4 separate regions of the Mus musculus genome follow, and regions 2, 3 and 4 are each linked to region 1. A link is a loop called in an ENCODE intact Hi-C map of the cell type or tissue named here. Cell type or tissue: left cerebral cortex. All regions are shown on one strand. Region 1 has its middle 35 kb from the start of Gm30904. Region 2 has its middle 340 kb from the start of 5031426D15Rik. Region 3 has its middle 330 kb from the start of 5031426D15Rik. Region 4 has its middle 190 kb from the start of Gm30904.

Region 1 (8,000 bases):
CTGAAAATAGTAGGAACTAGAGACTTGCCTGAAACAACATAGATTTATGGGAGATAATATCTGTTCAAAAGATTTCTAAAACCTCTGACAATGAACAAAGCTAATTTAATACTTGCTCGGTTACTTAACATTAATAACAATTTAAATAAAATACTTTCTTGTAGGTAACTATTCAGCATCCATATATCTGTCACGCTAAGATGAAAATAGGCTCTTGATAATTGATTATTGACTTGCATATTTGTATACATGCATATTGGTGAGATTTATCTGCCTAAGACATATCCTTGATTTCTGGGATTATGTATTTCATTAGAGGACTGAAGAAATAGAATACAAGATATGATTAGCTTGTTTGATAGCTTAATGATGTAATTTTACGTGTGTGTGTGTGTGTGTGTGTGTGTGTGTGTGTGTGTGTGTACTCACCTATGTGCTGGTACCTGTATAGTCTACAAGAGTGCTTTGGATTCTCAGGAGTTAAGGGGAGTTGCAAGCTGTACAACATGAGTTCTGATGTTAACGAAACTTGAGTCCTTCACAAGAGCAATTATTCTTGACTACTGAGTCACTTCTTTAGTGCCTGTTTGTTCTATTATAGGGCAATGACCATAAGATGTCATCTTATGTGTTCTCCACAATAACTGTCTTCAATTTCCCTGGATCCTAGGATGAGTGATAATTGTCTATATCAGGGCAGAGTTTTAAAAGCTACTGTCAGAATTGAAACCTTCTTGCTCCAGTTGTGAATCCTGAAAAGGACATATCTCTGACAGTGACAGCGTAGCAGCTGAAATTCTATCTATGTCATTTGTGTTCCAACACTCATAATCCAGAGTACCCAGGGCTAGTTGAGCCACTACTGGCATAGAGTGTCTTATTAACATTTCTATTGTTGTGATAAGATAAAACACCATGACAAAGTCAACTTATAAAAGAAAACATTTAATTGGGCATATGGTTCCAGGGAATTCGACTCTATGAAAGCAGAGGAGAGACATGACGACAGGAACAGCTAATTAGCTCACATCTTAAACCATAAGCAGGACACACAGAACACACTGGGAGTGAGATGGATCATTTGAAACCTGAAAGCACATGCCCACCAATAAATTTCCTCCAATAAGGACATCCATCCTTATCTACTACAAACAGTTCTACTAAGTGGGGACCAAGTATTCAAGCATATATGCATATGCAGTCAGTAAAAATTCAAACAACCACATGCACATAGCTAGAGAGTGTGGTACACATATATAATCCTAACACCTTGGAAGAAGAAGAGATAGGTTCTTAGGTTAAGTCAGATTTGGCTATGTGATGATACTGTATCTAGTAAATGGATATCATTTTAATTCCTTGAGATTTTGAGTTTTTATAAGCCTGGAGGCCTTGGAACACTACCGATACAATCATAAAGAGTGGATACATGTCTCTTATTGGCAGGAGAGTTTCTTGAACAAATCCTGGGAATTTATAAGGAAGTGAAAACAGCATTGGTAGAACATTAGGCATTCACAAAATGAAGGCAGGGTGAGTGTAGTAAAGAAATACAAAATCTAGCACATACCTTGGTTTGTGTTGTAGGGAAGTTATGCTTTGAATGTTGGTGATCATGCCTCGAAATTTATTCTTTTCCTGAATTTCTCTGCAATGCTATGATTCTGTATTTATTCTTAAGAGGGGGATGACATTGTTTCTGTTTCCAAAAAAACCATGTAAATTGGTGTGTATTAAATTACCTTCTTTAATTATATAATTTCAGATCATTGAGAGGCATATTTTTCATATGCATACACATGAGAATTTTTTCTAAACTGACTTTGTCTTGGCGTTATAATCTTTCATATAAGCAGGCATAACTTAGACTCTGAGAATGCCATCTGATTTGTTATTTTGTTTATTGTTATATTCTTTTCATTAGCATCCCTCTAACTCTTTAATTGGAAAGGCACCCAAGTCTAATTCTCCAATAATGTATTTACAAAATTCCAAAGATTTCTCGTTCCTCTCTCTGCATGTTTCATATGTGTATATGTGTTCTTTGCATTTTCTGATGGTCATTATGAAATATATTTATATTTTCTGTTCTTGGGCATGGCTGTGTAGCTTTCCATTGTGAAAGTCACTTTTGTTTTTAAGCACGTTCTTTGAGCAACTTGACAAATGTTTTTTACTCTAGAAGAATTTATACAGAAAAATTATAAAATTATTATTGTTTATATAAGTGTGTTTACCTATAACATATGTGATATATTGTCTAAATACATGTTTTGGAGCCGATTCAAACAAAAGGCGACAATGTCACAAGAAAAAGTAGACAATATTGCAAGAAGGTTAAAAAAGAAAGAAGCCATCTTTGGGGCTGTAGAAATGGCTTAGAGGTTAAAAAAACTAGCTGCACTTGTAGAGGACCCATGTTGGTTCTTAGTACAAAGTGATGAGCTAACAATAATTTCTAAGCTCAGATCCAAAAGATTTGATGTTCTTTACTAGACTCTGTTCTTTAAAGACTCTGTTCTTTACCCCCCCCCCCCACACACACACACAAACGCAGTGCACATGTATACATACAAGCAAAATACTCATACACATAGAAAATGAAAATGAATACTGACAAAAAGGAAGGAGTGAAATCTTGGGAGCCATGCATTTCTTGGTTACATTTCAAGTTTATGTCTCAGCTATAAGAGGAGAGGGAGAGAGAGATGACACAGTGATTATCGGAACATACTGTTCTTGCAAAGGACCCTAGTTCAGTTCTCAGCACTCATATATGGTATCCAGACCCACCTGTAACTTCAACTCCACAGATTTTGATGCTAAAGTAGATAGAAAATATTTAATTCAGTTAGGTGACTGTGGGAATAATTTGAATAAGAAATTGAGTAAATTAATTCATTTTCAGTGTGGTTACAAATATTTGTTTTAGAATAAAATTTTATTCCAAATTGTCTCTCATACAATGTCTTTTCTATCTCTCCCTTACCCTCTCTAGTGCTCTCTCTCTGTCTCTGTCTCTGTCTCTCTGTCTCTCTCTCTCTGTGTATGTAAGTGTATTCACATTTCTTTAGAAATGTCATGTTATAGATTTCATTTTAAATATTGTCTACAGTGAAAAAAATAAAATCATACTTAACTCTAAGTCCTAGAAAAAAAGCCCTACATTTATATACAAGAAAACCTTTTATATACAAGTAGTACATCTAAGACTCAACAACCCATCTGTTACTAGGAAACTTGTTGACTTGTCATCCAATGCAGAATAGTAACATAATATAGTTGGAATGTAGTTCTGCCTAACATGATGTCTATGTAACTTCTACCACTATTGAATGGAAGATTCCAAAGTAGGGTGATGATGCAGGTATCAGATAAGGAACAGGTTGGTTCTCTTTCTATGGTTCTAATCTCTCCAACAAAGCCAGCTGATACTTCAGTTTGAGCCACTACTTTCCCTGAAGTTTCCCATACAACACTATAAACCTTTCAGAGTTGCTTTGTTATGTTAGAAGAGGCCAGAATAAAAGAAGCCTCAGCCCCTTCTTCTTATATACATTTCCTTTCCCTTTAAAAACCAGTTGCCCTTTTTGTACTTTATTTCAAAATGTTTCCCCAGTTTAACATTTCCTGGTAACAGATGGGTTCTTGAGTCTTAGATGTACTACTTGTATATAAAGGGTTTTCTTGTATATAAATGTAGGGCTTTTTTCTAGGACTTACAGTTAAATATGATTTTATTTTTTCACTGTAGACAATATTTAAAATGAAATCTATAACATGACATTTCTAAAGAAATGTGAATACATTTACATACACATAATTGTACTGAAACATCAGTACAATTGAAAATCTATGACCAGATAAACAGAAATTTATCCAATCTGTGATTGTTCCCCATAACTCTGATTCTTTATTGCATAAGGATCAAGTTGTATGTATGAAATATAACTAAAATTGTAATTGAGTAAATCACATCTAACAATAAACAGAATAACAGAATTATAAGCAATAAGATGCATTTTGAAGGGGAAAAAGGAAAGAAAAACCTAGCCTGCTAATGTTCAGTATCATCTTAGCATTGTATCTAGGAGAGTATTGGTCATAGAAGGAAGGGCCTATGGTGTTGCAGAAGATGCACAGTCATTACCTGGGTGATGATGGACCATAGAGGGAGCTGTTGCTCAAGGCATGGCAACCCATTTAGCATTACAGTGAAATTTTCACTGAAACAGAGTACTTTTAAAGCCTCACTTCTAAAACCTAAATTTATAGCTGAAATGTGAAGTAAAATGTCAGCGAGGTTGGTATTTTTGGAAGGAAATTATAATAAAAATTATCTCTCACCTTTTTGCTGAGAAATTTTTTCATGGGAAAAAATGTCTTTTATTATTCCAAACAAAAATATCTTTAAGAAGATGGAAATAATTCTGCATTGTTTTTGCCTGACATTGTACCCACTTTCATACTGATGGGATTTATTGGAAAGAACATAATCTTTAAATTTGAATTACATATACCTGTAGCAACTATATAAATTATCTTCAAAGCACCGACTTTTAAAATCATTTCATGGTATTTGGAAATCATAAATTTATGAATTAAGTGATAGTTGGCAGAGAAAAAACATGTTGCAGTAGGTCAAAATCATGGTGATTTATGGTTCTATAATCATCATAAAAATTCATTACACATATAAGACAAAGAAACATTTGGCTGGTGACAGAAACTGAAGACAAACAGCTTTCTGAAGTAATTGAACGTATAATCTGAATGTGTGCCACCTGGTTAGTTGAGAATTAGCCAACATGAATAATAACACTTCTTAAGAATGTACCCCATCAATTAGTATTAAAATGTGAGCTGCCACATGGATTGACACATTATGTGACAAAACTTAAAATAGCTTGTAAACTAGTATTCTCATGAAAGTCCTCGCCAGTGCCCCGAGGTAAACATAAATTCTATGATTGTGGACAACAGCTAAGACATCATTATTAATAGTCTTGTATTTTCTGTTGCAATTCAGAGGAGCATCTGAGAAGTGCACACAAAGCTTCCAGAAGACATAAACTTCAACTGCGTATGCCCTAGTGTCTTGATAGTTGAGGAACTTTGGAAGCATCATTTTTTTATTTTGTTTATTTTTTATTAGGTATTTATTTCATTTACATTTCCAATGCTATCCCAAAAGTCCCCTACCCACTCACTCCCACTTCTTGGCCCTGGCGTTCCCCTGTACTGAGGCAGATAAAGTTTGCATGACCAATGGGCCTCTTTCCACTGATGGCCAACTAGGCCATCTTTTGATACATATGCAGCTAGAGACACAAGCTCTGGGGGGGTACTGGCTAGTTCATATTGTTGTTCCACCTATAGGGTTGCAGACCCCTTTAGCTCCTTGGGTACTTTCTCTAGCTCCTCCATTGGGGGCCCTGTGATCCAGCCAATAGCTGACTGTGAGCATCCACTTCTGTGTTTGCTAGGCCCCGGCTTAGTCTCACAAGAGACAACTATATCTGGGTCCTTTCAGCAAAATCTTGCTAGTGTATGCAATGGTGTCAGCATTTGGAGGCTGATTATGGGATGGATCCCGGGATATGGAAGTCTCTAAATGGTCCATCCTTTCGTCTCAGCTCCAAACTGTGTGTCTGTAACTCCTTCCATGGGTGTTTTGTTAAACTGTATTCTCGTTCTTTGCTTGTTTGTTTGTTTACTTTAGGCATGCCAGATGTGTCGTCATTGACAGTTAGCTTCCGAGTGCAAAAGCTCTGTGATGTGGGCCGCATTGTTTTGCTAATCATCTTTCCATATTAGTAGAGAAAGGGCAGCTTTATGCTCCATTTATGATGTGACATTTTGATGATTTCTCATTAAAGCTCTCTGAAGGCTGTTATGTAGTCTTGTATATATACGTGTGTGCGTGTGTATGTATGTGGGTGTAATTATTGAAGAGAATATTAAATAAGAATATATGAGACATATGAGACATGAGATAGTCTTATTAAATGAGGATATCTTACGCGCGTTCGCAACCGGCCAGGAAAGACGCAACAAGCCAGAATCTTCTGCAGCAAAGCTTTATTGCTTACTCAGGAGCAAGAGAGGAAGAGCGTGGCAGAGAGAGGCAGAGAGAAAGAGAGAGAGAGAGGCAGAGAGAGAGGCAGAGAGAGGGGCAGAGAGGGAGAGAAAGAGACGAAGAGGCGAAGAGACGAAGAGGCGAAGAGGCGAAGAGGCGAAGAGAGGGAGTGCCAGAACCCTGTGCCTTTTAAGGAGAATTATCCTCCACGTAGGACGTGTCACTCCCTGATTGGCTGCAGCCCATCGGCCCAGTTGTCATCACGAGAAAGGCAGAGCACATGGCGGGAAAACTGCCCCTGCACATGTGCAGATTATTTACTACTTAGAACACAGCTGTCAGCGCTATCTTGTAATGGTAAATGTGAGTGCGGCTCCCCACATCTCCCCCTTTCCTTTTAATAAGAGCAATAGGCCACCCATATTATTGAGAGTGGAGATAGAGGTCAAATCCCCAGTGTGCAGGTAAAGGAGCTGTACACATAACCCCCTTCCAGGCTCATCACCCAGAGGGGTCCTGGTCTGGTCCCGTGTCGTTTTTCCTGGGGAGAAGGACGCTTGGACACTCAACCTTCTTGAAAATTGACATGTCTCCCTAGAATAGGCTCATATATGCCGCAGGGCCCTTCTACTGCAGTGCTTAGCCGTGCAACTCTCTCGGGTTGCTGAAGCACACTCACTCTATCCCGTGCAATGAGACTAGCCTCGTGGGGTGCAAGAGCGGAGTGGCCAGTGACCTATTGCTTAAGCATAGATATATCAGGGGAAGCACCATGTTCTAGAGCTGCAAGTGCCTGGGCAATAACCACCTTGTCTCTCCTAGTTTGGGCCTTAAGCTTACAGACCAACCAAAGAAGCAACACTAATCCACAGCAAAGTGTATCTACAAATAATCCCACCCCCACCCATTCTTTAAAGAAGGAAAATGATGAGGAGATCCAATTGGGTAATCCTTTGGTCAGGGACAGGTCCAAGCAAGTGGAGTTGACCTGAATGATGGCAATTCCCGAAGGGTCTGTTCAAATTCAGCCGTCCAATTCTGTAACATATACTGAGAAAGACTTTTTAACAAATTAGCTGCCCTAGTAAATTTCTCATACTGAATGGAAGTAACGCACAATCCCAGAAACTTTTGTTCACATCCCAGCTGAGCTATTTGCCATAATACATCTAGTTGTTCCTGGACAAGATCTATGCGTTGATTCATTTCTGCCCATGGAGCATTTTTGAGATTGGAGGATGGCGGCCGCTAAGCCTGCATTGGTGAGAGGTCTCCCAAGCTCCCGACAAACCCTGAGCCAGTCTTGTAAACCTTTGTTCTTTCTTGGGGCTATGGCCGCTCGGCATTCCTGCGTGGCTTGCTCATAAATGAGTTGTTCTACCAGAGGTGCGGCTTGCTCTGAATCTGCGAAAATACGCTCTGCTGCCTCTGTCATTCTGGCCACAAAATCTGAGAAGGACTCCTGGGGTTTCTGGACAATCTTTGTTAGTTGTCCAGTGGCTTCACCTGCTCGAAAGAGCGCCTTCCAGGCCCTAATAGCCTTTTCATCTGATTCAGAACTACTAAGAACTGGCTCCTTGAGCTCTTCTAGTGATGAGTATAGGCTCCTTCTCCTAGAGACCTCCGCTGATTGATCTTTTTTCTTTTCTTTTTCCTTCTTCTTCCTTCCAATCTCTCCCCAGGTATTTTTCCCTGACCCAAACTTTTCCTCGGGTTCAAGACCCTTGGAAAGGCCTGTATACTTATTTTGTGCACCATATTTCCTCTTTGCTCCTACCCTCTCTCCCCGCTTTACTTCTGATAGATTGCCCTGAATTTCATCCAGAATTTTCAGCCCTGCCTTAACCACTTGATAACATGTGAAAAGGAACAAAAAGGCTCCTAACACTGGAGAAAGTTCAAGGCCAAACATACCTTGTAA
Region 2 (8,000 bases), 1.1 Mb after region 1:
GTTATCATTTCTTCCTTTAGATTTCTTCATTATAAATATTTGGACTTGAATAATGTACTATATCCATATCAGGAAAACCAAAAACTTGACTTCTTTTTAATTAAAAAGCTGCTGTGGAAATGGACGTTTGAGCTATTTGTCTCCCCAGATCACACATGTATGCTGTCATGAGAGCCTGGGATTCTTTAGGACATAGGTTCTCCATGAGTGGACATCTTCATAATCAGATAGCGAAGGAAGTTCCCAGAGATGGCTTTTGCCAGGCTGAGGCCTGGTCAGTTCCCCACAGTCTCCTGTGCCCCCTCCCTATGCACTTAGAATGAACTGCGTGACCATAAGGTGAACTGTCCTGGCTGGCTGTGAGCTTGCTACCTGCTGGCCTGTGCGTGCTCTCTCACACACCCTCTTGTAATTGGATATGTATTTGTTTCATTAAATTCGTGCAGTCAGCAGTTTCTGCACTAAACAGTCCCTGAGGCCAACAGAAGGGGGAAAAAAAAATCAGTAATCAACATACTACTTTCAAGTACAGAGTACTGACCTATTTATAAAAGGAAATTAAGTAAAAACCTGTAATTATAACTAGAGTACAACCTTTCAACATAGTCAATGAGAAATTCAATTTGCTTAAAATAATGAGATACTGTGGCAGGAACAATCTGTTCATGGGCTGCTCCCCAGTGCCTGAGGGTAGAAAGAAGCTCTGGCTGGCATTTGATACTATCTGTCAGTTTATCAACTCTGTCTCCTGGTGAGTTTTATGAAGATAGTTGGAGGTTTGGGATGGGGAAGTGAAAAAGAAATTCACTTACTCTCCTTTCTGTTCGGCCCTGAACTGGTAACATGTTAGAAATTGGGTCCAGTTTCCACTCTGAACACTCACCAAGTCAATGAACAGCCCCAGTCCTTCCCATGGGCTTCAGGGAGTGACCTTGAGTTCCTCTCAGCCATTGTCTCAAGCAGATGGGATATATGTATTTCTGGCTATGTGAAGAGTCTTTTGTTCAAAGTTCATCTGCCTTGTTCTTGCAGAGTGCCTATCCTATGAGCAAGAGGACAGTATTTCAAAGGTGAATTAGGGCCAGGAGAGGTCTCCATTTGTAATGTGGAAGCATGAGGGCCAGGGCACTGATCTACAGAACTCATGTAAAACAGTTGGGCACAGAAGGTGTAATTGTAATCCTTGCCCTGGGGAGATGAAAGCAGTCAGACCCCTGGGGCTTCTTGACCAGGCAACTTATTTTAAGGGAGAATTCCCAATAAGTAAGAGAGATTCTGTCCAAAACCACCAAGGTAGGTACTTCCTGGGGAACAGTACTCAAGGTTTTTTGCTGGCCTCAATGAGCATGTGCACACACTTATATATGCATGTTCACGTATGTACTTACACACATATGAACACCTATGCATATATACACATAAAAATAAAAACATTAAACTATTAAAGAGTGTCAAGTCAATTATGTCCTTATTTGATGGCTTTTCCCCTAGCTTCCTTAAGGACACCTCCTTTTGGTTTTATTTGTTTAGCTCAGACACTCACTCATTCACTTAATGAGATTTTAAATTTTTATTTTATTTCTCTGTGTGTGTGTGTGCGTGTGTGTGTGAAGTACATGTGCATGTATGTGCCTGCATAGTCTAGAAGAGAGTGTTGGACTTGGTGCAGAAGTTACAAGTATTTGTGTGCCACCTAAGTGGGTATGAGTATCAAAGTCCAGTGTTCTGAAAGAGCAGTGTGCGCTCTTCACTGCTGCTCCATTTTCTCAACCACTTCCAGAGATCCTTTTCTGGCAGTATGTATAGCCATTGTGCTGGGTTCTGCAGAAGAGCATGAACAGAAATATTGAGCTGCCTTCATGAATCTCAGATTCTAGTAGAAGACCAGGAATATACCATTACAAAACTATAGCAAGCATTTTGATAACACAGACCAAAGGCTATAAGTGTCAAGGCAGGAATACAAACAGATCTAAACACCATGTCAAAGATGATCCAAAGTAGGCCCTGGTGAGAAAAAGGCACTCTTGGCTGAGGGCCCATGTTGAAACAGGCAGAAAGACAGAATGGTATATTAGAAAACCAAGCAACCCAGAAGTTCAGAATACCCAAGGTACAATGCATAAAACACATGAAACTCAAGAAGGAAGACCAAAGTGTGGAGACTTTGATTCTTCATAGAAGGGGGAACAAAATACCCATGGAAAAAGTTACAGAGACAAAGGGTGGAACAGAGACTGAGAGAATAACCATCCAGAGTCTGCCCCACCTGGGGATCCATCTCATATACAACCACCAAACCCAGACACTATTGTGGATGTCAACAAGACCTTACTGAGAGGAGCCTGTTAAAGCTGTCTCCTGAGAGGCTCTGCCAGTGCCTGACAAATACAGAAGTGGATGCTCACAGCCATTATTGGACAGAGCACAGGGAATTCTAGCTCCAATGAAGGAGCTAGAGAAAGGACCCAAGGAGCTGAAGGGGTTTACAACCCTATAGGAGGAACAACAATATGAACTAAACAGTACCCCCAGAGCTCCCTGGGACTAAACCACCAACCAAAGAAAACACATATTGAGACTCATAGCTCCAGCTGTGTATGTAGCAGAGGATGGCCTAGTCAGTCATCAATAGGAGAGGCGCTTGGTCCTGTGAAGATTCTATGCCCCAGTATAGGGGAATGCCAGGGCCAGGAGGTGGGTGGGTTGGTGCACAGGGAGAAGGGGAAGGGGATAGGGGGTTCTTGGAAACCAGGAAAAGGGATAACATTCAAAATGTAAATAAAGAAAATGATCACTGTCTTCCTTTGCTTTTAAAACATTCTCTCACTGAACCTGGACACAAAACACCTTGTGAACCCTGCAGTGTGCAGGAATAGAACCTAGTCATCCCTTGGGCAAGCTTATATGACCAGAAAGTTATAGGGACCCTCTTGTTTCTACCACTCCAGAGCACCAATTCTAGGTAGCTGGTACCATCACAGTTGGCTTTTCACATGGGTACTGGAGATCTTAACTCAAGTCTTCATGATTGCATGACAAGTTACATACAACCAGGCCATCTCCTTAGACATGCATACATACAACACAAAATTATCTACGTAATGAAGGCTGTACACAAAACTAGGGACCTAATGTAAGAAATGTTGAAGAGAAGTTTATCAGTTACCAGGACCTGTGTGTCCACTCTGAAAGAGGCAAGGCTGAAACAGTATACACAAGTTAGCAAAAATGTTAGCTGAACTGACTGAGAAATTGAATATTTTCATACTGAAATGGTTTAGAAAACCTTTTCCACTTGGTATAGTTGATAACTGCAGCTAATGAGATTGAATTTGGTGGAAAAGGTAAGGCTTACTAGAATTTTAGAAGGAATTTCAAGTTCTATCAGTGTAAATACCTAGCATTACCAAACTCAAGCCCTCTCATACTGTTTTCCTTGATCGGTTTTTAAAACTGAAATTTCTTCTTCCTGTGTTTAGAATGCGGTTGCCGGGCAGCCCGCCCACTCTCCACATTGTCTCAGAGCTGCACACGTGGCTTGGTATCCTTTCAGAGAACACTGTGTGCGTGAGCTTGGGTCTGCTTTGCTGTGGTGGGTGGATAGAACTCTGTGTAGGAGGAAACCCAGGTGCTACTGTAGAAAGTGTGGGTGTGCCAGCAGTGGCAAACAGTTCGGAACTGAGAAGCACACAGGAAGAAAATGAAGGCACTTAGAATTGTCTCTGGTCACTGATCAACTTCCTGTGTTCAGAAGTGAGAATTCCTGGCATGGGCTCTTACTTAGGAGCTATATATGTCTGTGCAGTTTTTTTCATCCTATTCTTTACCCAGTTCTCAGAGTGAGGTAAAGCCAATTGCCTCTATTCTTCTTTATTGCTACTCTTGAACATGTACTATCTTTTCCTCACTTGAACTTGAAACTGCATCACAGAAATGTGTGAGGCAGGGAGGGGATGTGGAGGAGAGCTGGAGGGTGAAGATTTCCAGTCTCACCAGGAATGATGGTCACCTGTCCTCCAACATCCCACCTTCTCTTCTCACTCATGCCTATGCATCTTTCTCTTCATCCTGCTCAACTTCAGTGAGCACTCAACATTGACTCAAGTAACTATCTTCTGCCATGTACCAACCACTTCTGAGGTGCTAACCCATGCTGTTCCTTGTGGACTGTCACTCTCATTGTAGTGACAATGCCCAGCACAGCCAAGGAGGAAGAACGGATTTACTTTCATTTATAGTTTTGGAAGATTTAGTCAAGGATCATTTAGTTTGCACTTGGGGAGAATACATTATGGTCTACAGAAGTGTGTGATGGTGTTGAGCTCTACATCTCATGGTGGAAATGAAGCAAAGGAAGATACAGGAAGGGCCACCCTCTAGGGCCCTCCATCATTTAAGGAAGTCTCAACCAAAGCTTCCTCAGTTTCCAAAAATAGTGCCACCAGCTGAGGAAAGAGCATTTTAAACAGGAGTTTCTAGGTGACATTTCAGTCAGAACATAACTTTCTGTCCCTGAATCCCAGTTGCTCCTGGCAATATTTATAATGGAAAATGTATTAGTTGTTCTCCAAGAGCTGTCCCTCCTCACTAAGAGTCTTAAAATTCGAAATTGTCAAAAGTCCCAAGTCTCATCTGATACTCAAGACAAACTCTTAGTGATTGTCTTAGTCAGGGTTTCTATTCCTGCACAAACATCATGACCAGGAAGCAAGTTGGGGAGGAAAGGGTTTATTCAGCTTACACTTCCATGCTGCTGTTCATCACCAAGGAAGTCAGGACTGGAACTCAAGCAGGTCAGGAAGCAGGAGCTGATGCAGAGGCCATGGAGGTATGTTCCTTACTGGCTTGCTTCCCCTGGCTTGCTCAGCCTGCTCTCTTATAGAACCCAAGACTACCAGCCCAGAGATGGTCCCACCCACAAGGGGCCTTTCCCCCTTGATCACTAATTGAGAAAATGCCTTACAGCTGGATCTCATGGAGGCATTTCCTCAACTGAAGCTCCTTTCTTTGTGATAACTCCAGCCTGTGTCAAGTTGGCACAAAACTGGCCAGTACAGTGATGAAATCTATAAAACCCAGAACATTACACAATTTCAATAAATAATAGCACAAAGTAAACATGTATATTTCCAAGGAGAGGAATAGGTACATAGACATCAGAAATGGACTAAAGGAAGACTAAAACCCAGAAGACCAATCATTAATTCCTGTGGCACTGTGATGTGGAATCCAAAATCATGAGTGATCTCACCTTTGTAGCCTTATCACTTATAAGCCTACATGGTCTGTGTTCTGGGTTACCTATGGATATTTTTTTTTTGGTGGATGTTTCAAATTCCTGCAATCTTCAATATCCTGTACTTTCTAAATACATCATAGAATATATGAACAACCTTAGGAAGAAAGGATTTAGTTTTAGCTAATTGTTTCAGAGGGTTTAGTTGATTTTAACTTGCATTTTATCTACTGGGGCAGAAAACCGTGGTGACTAGAACATAGAGCAGAAACAGCTGTTCATCACTTAACAAATAGGAAGCCAAAAGAAAGACTGGGAGGGAACAGGAAGAAGATAAGCAGTACCCACCTCAACTGACCTTCTCCCTCTAGCCAAACCCCACCTCCTAAAGCTTCCAGAGCATCACACAGTAGCAACATCAGCTATGGAACAAGTATTCAAAACACAAGCTTCCAGGAGATATATCATATACAACTACACACACACACACACACACACACACACACACACCTCTCACACTACAGTAATCTGTTTAGTTTTCCCCCAATACCCTTGTCTGTTCAGATAAAGGATCTCACAAATACAATGCAATCTCTTCTCCATCCTCACAGCAGATCTGAGTGGTTTAAGTATGCAAGTTGAGCATAGGAAGAAATGTCTCTAGAAACTTAAACTTTTGGATGCAGATTGATGATTTATCCTAAGATAATGAGAAGCCCAGATGCAAGCCAGTTTCTTCATACAAATTCAGTGACTTGTAGTCAGTCTAGCTGAAGTCTGGAAAATGATGTACTGGGAATGCCATTCTGAACATGGAAAAGCTCGTAAGCATCAACAATGTCATTTGTTGTCCACTGTGCCCCAAAAGCTCTTTAAGAGTAAAGCAGTACTTCAGTTTGCTGTACACCAAACAATCCGAGCTATGTGTATATTGAGAAATGACAAATACTCTTTCCTGTTCTTTCCCAAGAAGCACAAATGTGCCTTAGAGCAAAATAGCTTTAATGACCAAGAGAACATTTTGCGTACAAACCTTCTGATACCATAGACTAATTGCAATTAACATTAAAGGACTAATGTGTGATGTGCTGCACTTTAAAATGCCCTTGTAGTGGATTCTGCATCACTGGTAAGAGCAACTAAATGAACACAATAAAGTGTGGCAACATTAAAAAACAAAATAACCTCTCGATTGCTCAATCCCACCCCTCTTTTGCCACGTGCAGGGTATTTCACAATGTTTTTCAAGTGCTTGTTCCAATGACACCAGCACTTGACTAGAAATAAAGCGACATGTTTGTCCAATTAAATATTTCATCTTAACCATTCCCCAATGTATCCCAAAAGAAAATGGTGTCAAGAATTAACACATAAATATTACTCCCCCATCAAGCTCAGGAATGAGACCTTCAATGTAATGAGTCTAAGGAAACTACCTTCCTGTGAACAGGGGATTCCTACTTACCAATACTCTGCTTTCTGGTTGTAAATAAATCATCTGCTCTTTAAATTATGAAGCATTATAAACAATGCTTTCATTGATAATTGGTTCTGAAGACAATGCTCTCCCATGCTCACTAACTTGTTCTCTCTCTGAGTCTCTCTGTCTCTCTGTCTCTCTGTCTCTGTCTCTGTCTTTCTCTCTCTCTCTCTCTCAAGACTTGGTATCCTTATATCCCAAGCCTTGAACTCAGGATCCTGACTCCCAAATTCTATGATTATAGGCAAATATGACCACACCCAGAGGAAATATATGAAATATTTTAAGTCTGTATTAAACCGAAATGTGTAATATAAGATTACCAATATAGTCAAAATGTATGTTCTGGAATCTCAAATAAACATGAACGAAATTTGAGCCTGTTTTACATGTAGCATCAGTCCCTCTATAAGGAGGGTCTTTAATAGACTGATGTCACTCTTCAGAGGAACTGGTACTGAGTTCTACTACATTTCCCCCAGGGACTCAGCTGTGGGTTATGTACAATGTCTGTGGTTTGTGTTAAACAGATAAGATAATCAATACAAGGCATAAAGCCCAAAACATGTCAGCAAACCCTTAACCTCATGCAAAGGGTGGATGAGGGGCTGGAGTTGCTGACTGTAGATTACATAGGAGCCAGGTCACCTGGCTCACCTGACAGAGGCCAAAACATATGCTCTGGGTGCCACTAAGCTTCATGAAGCCATGCATATCCGTGAAAATGGCCACAAGTGTGTGTCCTCAGATCTTTAGTTCAGAAGTGAAACCACAGAGGTGAACATAGTGAATAATTGTAGGATTCTGTCAACTTCTGACAGATTGAGTGATTTCTCATCTGAAGATGATTCAGAAGTTTGCTTATCTTTATTCCGAGTACCCACTTAAGTCTAGTTTTAAAGATTACTTATTATGAGAATTTCCAGGGACAGGTTGGAATAACACTATAGAATATGCATTAAGAGCAATGGCTTTTAGAGAGGCTTAACGTAGTTCTACCTCTTATGAAATGTGGTCAGATGTCTATCACATAACTTCTGAGAGACTCAAGAGAACTCTTTCCCTTTAACATGAATATAGAAGGAGTACATAGGTCTGGGTGTATAAAAATATTAAATGAGATAATAAATAGGAAGTCCTCACAGAGGCTGGAGAGATGTCTCCTCCTTGAAGTTCTTGCCAAGCAAGTGTAAGAATCTGGTGAACATCCATGGAAAAAGCCAGACATGGTGGTGCAGGCTTCCAATGCCAGGATTGGGGCCACAGAGACAGGAAAATCCC
Region 3 (8,000 bases), 1.1 Mb after region 1:
CTCACACACACACACACACACACACACACACACACACACACACACACACATGCGTGCATGCAGAGACAGAGAGAGAGAGAGAGAGAGAGAGAGAAACACACAGAGAAGTCACTGGAGAGACACGGCCAATTTTAGTCCTCTGGAGAGCTTGGAAGGATTTACAGTGAAATGGAAATTTTACTGGATGGAGAATAAAGGCTGAAGTTTTAGTCCCAAGCCTGAAACGCAAAGCAATTGCATAATTATTTTGAACATGAATGTCCTCCGTAAATCAATGGTCCTGAAACTAAACCATGGTGACTTGAAAATGAGCTTTGACTTGGGAATGATTTGCTAGTGATAAATTGAGGAGCCAACACCACTGCCACTCTTGAGGCCAGTGGCACATATTTTCCCAGATTACAGATATCCACTATGGCCATGAGACAGCATTAAATGAGTTCAAATCAAGGAAGCTGGTTCTTTGTAACATTCTAACTGACTGGGGTTTTCTGAGATAAATTATGTGGCGTTGGACCTTAAAGCTCTTTGGAATTGCTAGAGTAAAAATATGAATACTGAAATAATAATTTACTATGTATAGTTATGGTGGGCCAACCATGATATTGCAATTTGCCTCTGTGTGTATGTATTCATTGTACAACATGATTGTACATTGTAAACAGAGTGATTGATTACTCATTTTTCACTCTCTCATATTTCCCCCTACTACTCCCATTAAAAAATTCTTACAGGGACCAGGGAATTCTGACTCCTCATTTATCTAAAAGAGCTTTATGTAGGTATGGTATGATTGGAAGATGGCAAATTAGGAATTGGGGTATAACTATAAAAAAATAAATTGTGTAACCTACAGTAAGATGCAGCTTACATTTTCCTGAAGTTTCTTATACCATGTCTATTTTAATCCAAAGAAAGCAGGAAAGAAAATCAAAGAGAGATCTTGTTTTAAATATGACTATGGTATATATAACATTCTCTCCATAAATATCCAAGAGCTATTTAATGCTAGAATCTGATACTTGACCAAAAGCAATTCTATTTCCTTATTCAGTTTATAACCTTGGTAATCTCCCTAAATTCTGAAATACTCGGTGAAGACGCCACATCAACTTACACCACAGGCATGAGTAATGGAGGGGCTTCTTGGGGTGCCCCTTTGTGTATGTTTGTTCATGTGTTTCATTTTTCACTGTTACATTTTATTTATGTAAAGAGAATGTTTTAAAAAATAGGGACTGACAGCAAAATGAGCTCCCTGACAGCCTAACAAAATGCCTGCCATAGAAATTGTGGCTTCCATTTGTAACTTGCAGGCTCTCACTGCAAGTATTGAAATTACAGGTTCATTCCCTGCCAGAGCTCAAAGTCACATATGTGTAGGGTTCCATTCTGAAAAGCAGCAGGTGTTTCTCTTTCATCTTGACTTTCTCCACACATTAAATATCAAAGAAAACCACTGGATTGAAAACTTCTCTGCCTCTGTCTCTGTCTGTCTCTCTGTCTCTATTCTTCTGTCTCTCTGTGTCTCTGTTTTTCTGTCTTTTTCTGTCACTCTGTCTCTGTCTTTCTCTTCCCCCACCGTGTGTGTGTGTGTGTGTGTGTGTGTGTGTGTGTGTGTGTGTGTGTGTGTGTGTGTGAACAAGCTCACTATGTCATTATGTAAGTTTTCTTCCTCACACACAAGACCTGGAAGAAAAAGGCTACTGAAGCCGAAATACTTCAAAACTCCTGACAGAATAATTTACAGTTAGACTGGGGGGGAGTTCCTCAAAATAACTAAGAGTGAGACCATCAAGGAGAAAGACAAGAGAAGATCCCGGCTCTTTAGTACCAACAACAGAAGTTGTAAATAGAAAGTGAGTGGTGCCAAGGCCTTGCTGTAGCATTCATTTTATCCAGGAATGGCATGGGAGACATTTTGAAGATTTTCCAGTCTAAGATGGCTCCTTGATTTAGATAAGAGAAGAATTTTTGCTCACCAGATGTGTGTAGCTTAAGACAGTCAGATTGATACTGACCTAGGGATACAACATCTTTCATGGTTAGTGACTGTCTGTTGCTCTAGGCAAGAATAACATCCTGGAATTAGTACATCCCAAAGGATTTTAATTAGCACCAAAGACAAAATTAGATACTCTGGGAGTCTCTGTTGTTTCACCTTGGGGCTTCAGGAGTTGGATGGAGCTGGGAGGCAGACTGCTTTATCATCTTTAATGAGGTTTAAGGAAATATTTAAAACTCTATCTTGTATGAATGGGAGGCAAGGGAGAACTATCTGAATGAAATCACAGAAATGTAACTCAGTGTTACAAATAGCTCCCTACTTACATTCAATAATCAATCAATAATCAATGAATTTCCAGCTCTCCTAGTCTCTCCTCAACTTAATGAGTACTTCTTGGGTAAGCCCATCTAGCTTCACACTAGGACTAAGTAAATGGTGTGACTATTTTTAAAAGATTATTCTCTCTCTCTCTCTCTCTCTCTCTCTCTCTCTCTCTCTCTGTGTGTGTGTGTGTGTGTGTGTGTGTGTGTGTGTGTGTGTGTGTGTGTGTATGTGTGTGTGTGATATCTGTATGGAGACCATGTCTTCTGAAACTGGAGTTACAAGAGATTGTGAGTTGCCCAGCAGGGACAATGGGACTAGAACTCTGGTCCTTTGGAAGAACAGAAAGTTCTCTTAACCACTGAGCCATCTCTATAGCCCCAGGGTAAGATTTAAGGAAAGTCCCAGAGCTTCTACCTTGTCACAGGTCTCCCTCGCTTGTCCCTAATTCCTTGAAAAAAGAGCAAAGAGTCTTAACAAGAACAAAATCTAACTAGAAAAACCTATCATTAAAATCCCTTGAGATTTTTTTGGAAAATATAGCAGAGGTAGCCAAGTGACCCCTTAAATCAACACACTTAATGTTCTAAATGTTAACTCATCTGGAAATGAGGATTGCATGAAATGTGACCTATGACGACAGGGGTACTGGTCTAAACCAGCCAGGATGCACAGCATTCTTCTTACAGATGTACTCTCTGTAAGGGACTGAGTTCTTCCCTTCTGGTTGATAAACCATTCTTGTAGCATTCCTCTGCCATCTTCCTGTCAGGGCAGCCTCACTAATCTACTATAGGTACTTACTTTTCAGGTCACAGAGCTAAGTCCAGAGAAGAAAATTACAATCTAAATATCACATAGACTCTGTTAGTCACAATCAAATCTAGAACCCGGTAATTTTCTTTACAATTCAGTGAATACTGTGCTTTGCTGACATCTGCTCTGTCCTTTTCAATTTGTGCCTTGAGTGTCAAACCAGGATGCTATAAAATAGCATCTATCACCAAAATAGGGTAGAAGGCTAGAATGAAAAAAGGATTGATGCAGAGTACCCATTTCCATACCCACGGAAAACAGCTAAGGACTGTTTCCTTCATCAAGAATAAAGATCCCATCCAGGTGTGGTGGCGCAAGCCTTTAATCCCAGCACTCAGGAGGCAGAGGCAGGTGGATTTCTGAGTTCGAGGCCAGCCTGGTCTACAAAGTGAATTCCAGGACAGCCAGGGCTATACAGAGAAACCCTGTCTCTAAAAAAAACCAAAAAACAAACAAACAAAAAAAAGAATAAAGATGCCGTGTATCATTGTCCACACACTCCCCTTTCCAGATATGGTATGAACTAGAAGTGTGGGGCTGAGATAGACAAGGCAAACTTTTCTGGGACCAGCTTGAACCATTTTAATGGAATAAATAGATGTGTCTTGCAGAGTAGCAGAAAACTGGCTTTCAGTCTCTTGTAAGGAACAGATGGGAGGTAGGAGTTGAGAACACTATTCTGAGACTGTAGCCATCATATCTGATTCTTTGGTTTTAGCCAAATCACCCAACTGGCTTGTGACTCAGTTGTTCCCATCTGTCAGTGTGTGAAAATAATGGCTTCACCATCTTCTGCACCTCCTAGACTCAAAGGTGGGCTTTGAGAAGCAATAAATGAATCCCTTAAGATATTCTGTATTGATTCAAAACCACTCAGGATACCAAAGATGCATTAATCACTATGGTTAAAGGAAAATTAGCTTTAACCTTTGGGATCAGTGAGTATCCAGGGCCCCTTCTAAATGTAAATATTATTTTCAAAAGGACAATTGATCTGGAACCCATTCCTATGGATCAATGTATTTTGCTGTGCATTGTATCAATTAAGATAACTAGTTCAGCCTGAACCACCCTTTGACAATTTGATCAAAACTACAAAAGGAAATAACACAATGAGCCTTGTTATTCTCCAGTTAGTTAAACAAGAGCTATCAATACAAATATGCTACTAGCTTGATAGAGTGTGTACAATGTGCAGCATCTCTCGTTAGACCTGTATCTATAAGCATCCCTCATTAGTCCTGAATCTATAAGCTGTGTGTGCTTTCAAAGCTGAAAATGTTCTTCCTACAGAAGCACAGATCTTCACGTCCTCTACTCCTTAACATTTCTTTAAAATAATGCCAACTTCCCTCCTCCTCAAGTTTTCATTCTAAAATGTAAAATACATGTGAACATCACTTCATTCTGTGAGTGGCTTTGGAAAGTTTATATAAATTACAATTTGACGGTGGTATTCTGTTTTAGAAGTCACACTTTTTGATGGTTCATTTAAAATGATAATGCCTTCAAGTTGTTTTTGCTAATGCAAAAGAACTTTTGTTTAAAAAAATCTTAAATTTATCTTTAGACAGGCTTCTTGTTGGAAATTTGAAGAAAGTCATTTTTGTTTGATGCAATTCTACTTAATTTACAGAAAACTATTCTTTCATGCTAATGAAAGCTCTTTCTGTAGGATGTGAAAGATCCAATAATAGATTCTTAAAGGTCATTAAAAATAGTCACACTTGTAATATGGAAGGCATAAAGTAAACGTGTTAGTGGCTCTGCCTCAGACCATGTTTTGTGGTTAAGAGGGCAGTTGAGAAACGAGAGTTGGGTAGTGATGACTGAGTCTGAAATAGACATTTTCACAAATCAGCGTTCTACGATGTCTGGAAGTCAGATGACCAAAAGGGACCTTAAGACATAATTGCTTTTCCTTTCCTTTCTAGCCAAGTAGAGACAGAGCAGTCAGGTTGGAATAGGGTCTTCAGACATGCTTCCATGATCTAGCTATGGTGTGAGTTGAAAAGAGGAAAGTTGGAGACATCACCTCTAGTGGGCCAGCTCAGGTTTGTTACTTATTCTTTTTGTTCTCTGAGATCCTCTAGAAATGAGAGGCTAACTGTGATGGCATGCAGAGACATTGCCAGACTCATAAAAGCAACCACAACTCTGCATCTCATTTTGACACAACAACACTGATTAGAGCATCCGTCAGCAGATGTCTAGCAGAACTGACCTCAAGTTGCACATATCAAGAGAACACACCCAAACCAGCGTTTCCTACCCTTACTTCCTCCACTAAAGTTACTTCGAGGAGACTGCATACCGCTGCCTCATCCCATTCAGGTTCCTCACTTATAAGTTATGAGATGGCATCTCAGATTAATTTATCTCGACATTAAGCTACAGAAGTGGCACCATGTTGCTTCAGTGATGTCTTTCTGACCCCAAAGTCACACGAAAGTACAGTTGTAATACGCCCTAACAAAACATAACTAAGACCATTTTGATTTACCACTAGCATTCCTAAAACTCCAGCTTGATTGAAAAGCTCATTCCCTGCAAGTCAATGTCATCTCTGCCCTTGTCTAACTCGATTTCTTGGTTTAGTTATAGATTAATAAGTGAGTCCAAAGACACATGAGACCTGCTAATTATATCTACACACTCAGTCTCTTTCTCTCTCTCTCCCTCTCTCTCTCTCTCTCATACACACACACACACCACTAGATGGATAGATAGATAGATAGATAGATAGATAGATAGATAGATAGATAGATAGATAGATAGATAGATAAATAGATAGATAGAGATAGAGATATATATGATATAGATATATGAAATATGTTTTTCACCTTTCTGTTGTATAATTAACTTAGGAAATCTGTTTGTCGATGGCAAACTGGACAATCCATCATGAGTAGGGAGAGAGGGGGCATGGGATTCTTTATTCAATTTGACATTAGTAAAATTACACATGACTCCAAGAACATCTAGTCTCTTGATCTAATATGTAGTCAATATTATGGGAAAGAAGACAGGACAAGTGAACCCAAAGGTAAAGACACATGCTACCATGCTGCCAAGTGTCTTCGTGACTTAATTCAGTCCTTGGACTCACATGACAGGAAGACAGAAATGATGCTTGCAAATTGATCTTTTACTCTTATACATGAGCTGAAACACATGCCTTTATGCACGTGTGCATGTGTGTGTATGTGCCTTTGTGCATGTGTGCATGTGTGTATATGTGCATGTGTGCACATGTGCATGTGTGTGTGTGTGCATGTGCCTTTGTGCACATGTGCATGTGTGTACATGTGCATGTGCACATACACAAATAACTGTAAGAGAAAAACTTTTGAAAGAAGAATGAGAATCACTCTGTCTGTTTGCTATGGTGTTGTGTAACAGAAATAATCAGTTGGCAAGATAAACAATGTCCCTTCAGATCATTTTATTATCATAGTATTAGAATTATCAGATTGATTGGATTTCCAGGTATATTACCCATAGAAAAGCAACAATGGCTTTTATCAGAAGAGTAGCTAATGATGTTCCCATTTAAAATGATTATACAAAACCTCCACTTACAAGAAAAAATACCCAATATATATTCCATTGCAAAGGGGCAGAGGTTCTTAACATAGAATACTAAAAGGCAGTTTAATCCATTAGTGCATCTAGATCTCTATCTGTCCTAACACATGTAAAGAAGCAGGTTGGGTCAGGTGCTTTTCTTTCAACAGACGCCTGTGTTACTTGGGTTATTGTTCTTCAGAAATATATGCACCAATTTCCTGCTGTGAGAGCCTATTTCTTGCAGCAGGTCCTTATTGGGTTAATCTTGATGAAAAGACGAGTTTTCTGCAAGTACAGTAAAGGCCTTGTGGGTAGCTGCAATGCAAGGACACAATCATAGAAGGCGATTTTAACCCAGAGCCAGATGAGTTCAGCTGTTTTAATTATTCAATTAGTGCCAAGTGATAAAATTGGCAGAAAATAAAACTGACTTCAGTAGAAATAAAAGAGTGAAGGGGAGGGGGCTGTGATGAGTCCCCGTTCAGGATGACAGCCTGGGAAATCAAATTTTCTTAGCTGAGAAGCTCCTGGCTCTGTAACTTTGAAAAAAATTAGTATTTTACTTTCCATAGATCATGAAACAAATGTCAAGTGGAATTATAAAGGGTGTTCTTCCTCTTGGTGCTAGAAGTGAGGGTGGGCCGTACAGGGAATAGGAATATTACTGTTGGCTTGACAACATTATGCTCAGAAAATATCAAAAAGCAAAGAGAGTTTAAAATGGGTATTTACATATAATATCCATGCATATTTACATTTAATATCATATTGGATTTAATTTTATTACTTTCCGGAAGGCAATTGGGAGAAAAATAAACACAGTGGAATGTTATCTCATTGGCATGCAGAATCAATATGGTAATCACATGGCTGATATAAACTCATAAGAAAATGCTTCTGACATTTCATCGGCGCTTCTTAATTTAGTATTTACAATGTCTGTGTGAAATGATATAGTAGTTTTATTGTTTAATTATGGAAATGGCAGCATGTAGCAGATTCTTGACTCTTCCCCTTTAATTGCTCTCAAATTATTGAGTGCAAAAGTATAAAGTTGGGTATCCTTGGTAGGCTGGCTATTGTATATATTTAGAGTAGTTTCTAATCCTGTTCAAAATGTATTGGAAAAATAGGTGTTTTCTTTCATGACGTGGACTTTTCTAAAGAATAATAATGTAGCACAACGGTGTAATCACAATAAAAAAGAAAAATGATGGTTTTGAGTCAGGTAATATCCAGAAAATTTTTATTCATGTTGTCAATGTCACCTAGATTTATAACTTGA
Region 4 (8,000 bases), 160 kb before region 1:
CCAAGAAATGGCACCACCCACAACGTGCCCTCCATTCTTGATCATTAATTGAGAAAATACCTTACAGCTGGATCTCACGCAGGCATTTCTTCAATGGAGGCTCTTGTCTCTGTGATAACTCCAGCTAATGCCAAGTTGACACACATAATCAGCCAGTACAGAAGCCCAGCAGCTCTCCTCTGGCCCTTCTGTGCTTGTTTGTGAACACTTCAACATTATTACTGCTGGTCTGAAAGCAATACTCAACCTCTCTAGTATGCAAAAGTCATTAAAGAACTACATTACCCTATCAAATTCAACCTAGTAAACATTCCTTGAAATGTGTACTTATTCTCTCTTTGCTCTTCCTCAAGAGAACCCTGCCTAATGTCCTAATTCTTAACCCAGTCCTGACCCTGCTTCCATGAATGACTCCTGAGATCAGGGAAGAGCATCAGGGCAGCCAAGATGCGCAGAGTGTGGAAAAACTGTAGGTGGATGACTCTCGTGGGGAAAACAAGGTGAGGCAGTGCAGAGACACAAAAGTGGATTCTTTTGAGAGATTTCAAAATCCTCTGGGAATGTTACATTTGAATCTGGAAAGTCCTCACAGATTATATTTTAATTGCAACATCCTCAGGTTTGCAGGCTGCAGCGCCAATAAACATTAGTCCTGGCTGAGAGAAGTTGGTCACAGGAGGAATGGGACTTGGTGGTATTATCTGTTCCTGGTTCCCGCCTGTGGCTCAACTTCCTGTTCCTCTATTCTGTAATGCCCCAACGCTTCGTATCCCAACTGTCTCACAAGCTCGGTGCTCTAGAATGGGCTACTCCTCTTTGCCTCCCTTCAGAACAGAAGAAACAGGATTTTTTTCCCCCAAAATCTGGGCCAAAGAAACCAATACAGAGGCCATGTTTGCCTCGGGCTGAAATGATTTAGTGATGGAGACGATGTGTGTTTATCCCATAAGAAAGTAGCTTGTGACACAAAGACCCATCTTGGAAAACTGCCTGGGAAGAGGGTGAAGTTGAAGTGACAGGGGGCCATGAGTCCAAGGAAGATGACCCAGGCATGTAGCCGCTTTGCTCTGGCAAAGCCCCTGCAGCTTATGCTTGGGGGGCTGATGAGGAAGTAGCAAGGTCACTGACGCTAAAAGCGTGAGTGACCACACAGTCTTTAGCTGGCCTTGGGATCTGTAATGTAAAGGATAGAAAAGATGCACTCTCATTGATCTGTTATGATGACCCCAAAGCCCTTTTCCACAGAGTTCACAACTAACTTGAAATCTGACAATGTGAACAACAGGTTTAAATTTTCTCTCCAAGCTGTGTAACATCTCGTATGGCTGGAGTAAATATCTTCCTCTTCAGCTTTTATATCCCTTTTGAAATCCCCATCTTTTCTTCCGGACTTTTCTTATTCCTGTTGTCACTGTTGATTAGTTAAGAGACAGACCTCTTTCTCTTTTAACATCATCTCTCTCCATCATTGCTAGGTTTATTTAATAGACTAAAGCTCGTCCTTGGGCTTTGTTTTGAATTCTGTTGTTTTCCAGACTGAAGCTCGCACACAGGTTCTTTTACTGCTGTGTTTCTTGGTGTCACTACCCGGTTCCCATACTCAACCCCTGTGATTCCGTTCTTTTCAGATCATCTTAATAAGTTCCAGGACAAAATTCTGAGATCACTACTTACAGACTTATTAGAGATACATAAATGTTTAGGTAATAACTTCGGATGAAAAGACTTGCCATTTTAATGTGTCTACTGTAGAAAAATTTGCGAGGCTAGATAAATAGTTCAGAGGTTAAAGGCACTCGCTGCCCTATCAAGGGACTTCAGTTCCCAACATGTACAATGGCTCACAAATCCCTATAACTGCTACTCCAAAGGGTTCATCTCCTCTTCTGGTCTCTGTATGTATTACAAACATGGATGCATAGACATGGACAAAGACAGACAAATAATTCAACTTCTATTTTTTAACAGATACATTTATTTATTTAAGGTTACATAATGATTATTGTTTATTAGAAGCTTTAATGGCTACAAAACATATAAATTGAAAATAGATTAAGATATTCAACTGTTTGTGTGTTATTGAATGTCAAGGTTGTTGTTGTGCTTGTTGTTGCTATGTTCTTGCTTGTAGTATTTAATTGTGCTGTGGGAAGTCGCATATTTGTGAATATTTCCCTAGCAGGTACCTCTTTGCAAATAGTTTTGGTTTGTGGAAATATCTCTTTCTTCTTTGCTGCCATTATTTTGCTTTTAAAATAGACTTTTATGGGGCTGGAGAGTTGGTTCAGCAGTTAAGAATATTAGTTGCTCTTGTGGAACACCTGGCTTTGCTTTCCAGCACCCATATAGTGACTTACAAACAGCCCTACTTAGATAGTTTCAGGGCATTTGATGCCTTTGATCCTAAAGTCACCAGGTACACACAAGGTGCCCATACATACATTCAAGCTTCCCTATCGCTTTCTCTGTGACTTCCTGTACACTTCTACTTATCTCTGGAATAGTCTGTGTTACCCTGACTTCTCATTTTCTGGGGTATACTAAGGCAACTCTACTTTACCCAGAAGCTTGTACATATAGTAGTTGCTATCCACTTGATTTTTTTAAAAACAAAATTTTGGAATACTCCTCACATTTTTGATAGAACTACTACTTAAAATGGAAAAATTATTTATTCATAAAAACAGATTTAATATGTGATACAAATACTGACAAATATGTAGCCAAAAAGTTAATAGCTATATACTTAAAATATATATGGTTAGCCAAAGTTTATAAAATTTTTAATTAGAAAGTGCCAAAAATCCATCTAGTTACAGTGATAAATTGTGCATTTAATATAGAAGTTACTATTATTTGCCATTAAAAATAAATACTGTTTTGATTAATTATTTGTTACTAAGTGTCTTTACAGAATTTGTTGGACATTGTGTCAATCAGCAGAAGTAGTGTAATTAAACAATATTATCAAGATGAGTTAAAATAATGTAATCACATTACATTATTTAACTAAATTTTAAAATCTAAAGAAAATGTTTTATAAAATTTGTCTTTAAAATTGTAAATATTTTATAGCATTTTATTCTTTGATATGGATTCCTAAATGACAGGATTTAACATTGTGATTAAAGCAAAAGTATGGAACAATTGTTTTAAAAACTGGCATTAGAGGGCACTGTTGGATGCCTTGTAGCAACTACAAAACTGAATGCACAGATCAGTTGAGGAATTTTTATGGGGTTAAACTTTAAAACGTTTTAATTTTCAAACCCACATGTAGATTTAGAGACTATTTTTGCCATAGAAAGATGAGAGAGCCAGGGAGGGGGAGAGGAGGAAGAGAGAAGAAGGAAAAGAGGGAGAGCATACAGAAGAGAAAAAGAGATGGTAGAGGGGACAAAGGAAAGAAAGGAGGGAAGGAGGGAGGAGGGGAGGGAGGGAGGGAGGGAGGAAGGGAGTCATCAATCTATTGGATGAGTCACACTGACATTGTGAAGTGAAAAGGGGAATGGAAGATAAAATTAAAAATCAGAATCCTTAGAAATATTTTTTGTTTAAAAAGCTAGGTATATTAGGATGGATTAAAAAAGAAATATAAAAATCTACTATTGTAAAAGCTGAGATGCCTAAAATATATACAAAAGTAAATAAAAAGGAAAGAGGAGAGCTACTTCAAGGGAAGAATAGCAAGTGGGGGTAGGGGAAACAGGGGAAGACAATGGAATCAACTATGAACACGGCATATTATGTGGGTGAAAGGTCCCAACTAAATTCATGATTCAAATAAAAAAAAAAAGATAGAGTAGAACAACCACGATACTGCGCGTTTAGATCATTTGCTTAGTTCTCTTTAGAACAGTATGATCTGGGCATACTATCCCGTGGAGCTCTCAGACTCTGAACCACCAACCAAAGAACGTACAGGGGCTAGACATATGTAGCAGATGCGCAGGTTGATCTTAATGTGGGATCCGAATAACTGGAGCGGGATCTGTCCCAAAGCTGTTGCCTATACGTGGGAGAGGTTCTACTAGCTAGGTGGTCTCCTCAGGCCTTAATGGGAGAGGGAGTGTGTGCCTAGCCTCGCAGAGGCTTGAAGTGCCTGAGTGAAGGGAAACCCAGAGGGGTCCTACTGGCTCAGAGGAGAAGGAGAGGTGAAGAGGTGAAGGATTATGGGTGGGAGTGACCAGGACAGGGGCTGTGAGCTGGATGTAACGTGAATCAGTTAAAAAAAGAAGAAAAAAAAAAGGAGAGAGAGAGAGAAAAAAGAGAAGAAACATCATTGCCAAAAGGTCACTTTGGATGTCACCCAGGGTGCAGAACAGTACTAGAAAAGACTGATTTTTGTCATTACATTGTAAAATTATCACTGTAACTATTCCCTCCCTTGCTGAGCACAGGAGGACTATAATTAAATGTTTGGTTGCAGTGTTTTTAGAATGTATGGTTCTTTTGTTTGTTCACTCAAGATTATAACCCAAAACAACTGTAGAAGCCACAGTCAAGCTTGGAAACACAATCTTCTCTAGTAACTAATAAGTACATTCCCTGAACTCCACTAACATGAAACTGTCGCTAAGTGCAAAGAGAAGCTAGAAAAAGTCTTTGTGTATTTTCGGGCAAATCATTTTCTTTTGAATGTATTAAAGTTGTCTATGTTCTTATTCTTGGATACACAAAAACACAATTGTTATTAGACGCGTTCTCACGACCGGCCAGGAAGAACACCACAGACCAGAATCTTCTGCGGCAAAGCTTTATTTCTTACATCTTCAGGAGCCAGGGTGCAGGAAGCAAGAGAGCAAGAAGCAAGAGAGAGAGAAGCAAGAGAGAGAGAAGCAAGAGAGAGAGAAAACGAAAACCCGTCCCTCTTAAGGAGCATTCTCCTTCACCTCGGACGTGTCACTCCCTGATTGGCTGCAGCCCATCGGCCGAGTTGACGTCACGGGGAAGGCAGAGCACAAGTAGTCATAAGATACCCTTGGCACATGCGCAGATTATTTGTTTACCACTTAGAACACAGCATGTCAGCGCCATCTTGTAACGGCGAATGTGGGCGCGGCTCCCAACATCTCCCCCTATCCTTTTAATAAGAGCAAATAGGCCACCCATATTAATGAGAGTGGAGATAGAGGTCAAATCCCCAGTGTGTAGGTAAAGGAGCCATGTACAGGATTAGCTCTTAGGCTCACAGGCTTTTACCCAGAGCAACCCTGACCTGCTCCCGTGTCGTTTTGCCTGGGGGAAGGGAACTAGGACACTGAACCTTCTTGAAAGATGACATGTCTCCCTAGAATAGGCTCATATATGCCGCAGAGCCTTTCCATTGCAGTGCTTAGCCTTGCAACTCTCTCGGGCTGCTGAAGCACACTCACTCTATCCCGTGCAATGAGTCTAGCCTCATGGGATATAAGAGCTGAGTGGCCAGCGACCTATTGCCTAAGCATAGATAACCATATATCAGGGGGAGCTCCATGTTCTAGTCCTGCAAGCGCCTGGGCAATAACCACCTTGTCTCTCCTAGTTTAGGCCTTAAGCTTACAGACCAATCAAAGAAGCAACACTAATCCACAGCAAAGTGTATCTCCAAATAATATTAATCCCACCCATTTTTTAAAGAAAGAAAATGCTGAGGAGATCCAATTGGGTAATCCTTTGGTCAGCGACAGGTCCAAGCGCGTGGAGTTGACCTGAAGTCTCAATTCCCGAAGGATCTGTTCAAATTCAGCCATCCAATTCTGTAACATATACTGAAAAAGACTTTTTGACAATTTAGCTGCCCTAGTAAATTTAACATACTGAATGGAAATAACACACAATCCCGGAAACTTTTGTTTACATCCCTGCTGAGTTATTTGTCATAATACATCTAGTTGTATCTGGACAAGATCTATGAGTTGATTAACCAGCATGAGACCTCTCTGTATCTTGACATTAGCTGAGGCCTGTTCATCTATGACTGTAGTCACTGAGGCTGACAAAGTGTTAATGGTGTCAGTCGTCTGGACCTGTCCAGACAGAGCCAAGGCTGTCTGAATTAAGGCCAAACCCAGTTCCTAGTTAGTGGTAAAAAAGCAGGAGAATACTTGAGCATTATACATCACCGTCATTGGGAGTGGAAATGTCGACATTATCCCCCAACGCTGCTCTCTCTTTATTATTGACGCCCTGGACATCACCAAGACGAGGGACATTAGTATTCCCTTGGTCAGTCTGGATTTTTCGGGTGAGTCTTTCTGGTACCCAAAATGGGTTGTCTTCATTCTGTGGGAAAACACAGATAGCTCCCCTGGATCTTATCAAGATAGGATCCGGGCCATACCATTTATTATCAAGGACATTTTTCTATTTAACCATCTCATTGGGCCTATCTGGCTCTGAACAATGACGTTCAGCCGCAGTATGGCCATGAGCATCAATATTTAAAAAATTGAGTGTAAAGAGTGCCAAAGACACAGACACTCTTGGTGCTCGGGGTACAGTCTCCTCAAAAGTTCCCCTCTTCTGTTTTATAAGATAGGCTTTGAGGGTGCGATGCGCACGCTCAACAATACCCTGTCCTTGAGGGTTGTACAGAAGTCCAGTCAGGTGGGTTACGTCCATCTGACGGCAGAACTGTTGGAATTTTTGAGACGTATAAGCTGGTCCATTATCAGTCTTAAGGAGTCTGGGTTTCCCCCAAGCACTCCATGCCTCAAGACAATGTTGAATCACATGTGAGGCTTTTTCTCCGGTTAACGGAGAAGCAAACATGATGCCAGAACATGTGTCAATGGACACATGGAGATATTGAAGTTTTCCAAAGGAAGAAACATGTGTAACATCCATTTGCCAGACCTGTAGAGGTCGAATACCGCGTGGGTTAATTCCCACATGAGGAACTGGCAAGAACTCACAGCAGCTTTGACATTGAGTAACAATGTCACGGGCTTCTTTTCTTGTCAAGGAGAAACGACTGCGTAATGTTTCAGCCGTCACATGAAAATTGTTATGAAAGTTTCTTGCAGCCTCTACCGGGGATGATAGGGCAGCAGCCACCACTTTAGTGGCCTTATCTGCCAAATCATTTCCCAGAGCCATGGGGCCAGGTAGGCCTGAATGGGCTCTAACATGAGTAATATAAACAGGAGATCTTCTAGATAACAAAACTAATTGTATCTGCTGAAAAATATTGGCAACTCTACTGGAAGGCTTAATCACTCCAGCCACTTCTAAAAGATTTACTGCATTTACCACATAACAGGAATCTGACACAATATTAAGGGGTTCTAAAAAGGTTTTTAAAACTTCTAAGACCACTAAACATTCTACCACTTGAGGTGAATTTTCATTATATTGTTTGGATACCACTTTACCATTAGCCACATAGGCACCTATGCCAGTTTTTGATCCATCAGTATATACCACAATCCCATTTTTAAGTGGGTTTCTTACTGTTATTTGTGGAAACACAACAGATTGATTTTGGGCAAACTGTAAGATTGGATGTTTTGGATAATGGTTATCTATTTTTCCTGAAAAGGAGGTAACTAAAACTGCCCAATCATTAGATGCGGCTGCCAAGGTTTGAACCTGTGCAGCAGTATAAGGTACAATTAAAAGATATGGACTTTGCCCAAAGTGGGTGATTGCTGCTTTTAGGCCTTTAAGGGCAAGCTGTGCAATTGCATCAGGATACCAATCTATTATTTTAGCTGGGGATACGTTTGGATGGATCCACAACAATGGCCCATTCTGCCACAAAACTGCAGTTGGCAATTGTGCTGTCTTAAAGACACACAAACTGAAAGGCTGCGAATCCTCAATACGTTGTAATTGTGCATTCTGTAAGGCCTTTTCCACTTTTTGTAAGGCCTGGTTAGCAGCTAGAGTAAGAGTCCTAGGGGAGGAGATATGAGGATCTCCTTCTAAAATACTAAACAAAGGCCTTAACTCAGCGGAAGGAATCTTTAAAAAAGGTCTAAGCCAATTAATATCTCCCAACAGCTTCTGAAAATCAT

The links. Hi-C counts contacts between places; a loop is a spot of excess contacts. Peaks named below come from ENCODE experiments on the same cell type or tissue, not always from the same donor. Only the 100,000 strongest peaks of a DNase experiment are listed, where the experiment ranks them.
Region 2: a loop joins it to region 1, with 2.7 times the contacts of the local background. A loop is called at or near these places in 3 of 42 quality-filtered maps.
Region 3: a loop joins it to region 1, with 2.5 times the contacts of the local background. A loop is called at or near these places in 3 of 42 quality-filtered maps.
Region 4: a loop joins it to region 1, with 3 times the contacts of the local background. A loop is called at or near these places in 4 of 42 quality-filtered maps.

What each region holds. Positions count from the first base shown.
Region 1 is chr2:8,376,615-8,384,614 of GRCm38, reverse strand. No RefSeq gene overlaps it. Among named protein-coding and RNA genes, the nearest start is that of Gm30904, 35 kb to the right of the region's middle. In left cerebral cortex, a CTCF peak has its summit at 4,171; DNase peaks (open chromatin) are centred at 3,412 and 4,171; H3K27ac peaks cover 3,777 bases.
Region 2 is chr2:7,265,816-7,273,815 of GRCm38, reverse strand. It overlaps a transcript of Celf2 not described here. Among named protein-coding and RNA genes, the nearest start is that of 5031426D15Rik, 340 kb to the right of the region's middle. In left cerebral cortex, no CTCF peak of the experiment used is centred here; a DNase peak (open chromatin) is centred at 3,596; H3K27ac peaks cover 7,051 bases.
Region 3 is chr2:7,252,034-7,260,033 of GRCm38, reverse strand. It overlaps a transcript of Celf2 not described here. Among named protein-coding and RNA genes, the nearest start is that of 5031426D15Rik, 330 kb to the right of the region's middle. In left cerebral cortex, no CTCF peak of the experiment used is centred here; DNase peaks (open chromatin) are centred at 3,820 and 4,423; H3K27ac peaks cover 6,951 bases.
Region 4 is chr2:8,532,293-8,540,292 of GRCm38, reverse strand. No RefSeq gene overlaps it. Among named protein-coding and RNA genes, the nearest start is that of Gm30904, 190 kb to the right of the region's middle. In left cerebral cortex, a CTCF peak has its summit at 3,170 (motif pointing right); DNase peaks (open chromatin) are centred at 3,238 and 3,856; H3K27ac peaks cover 1,261 bases.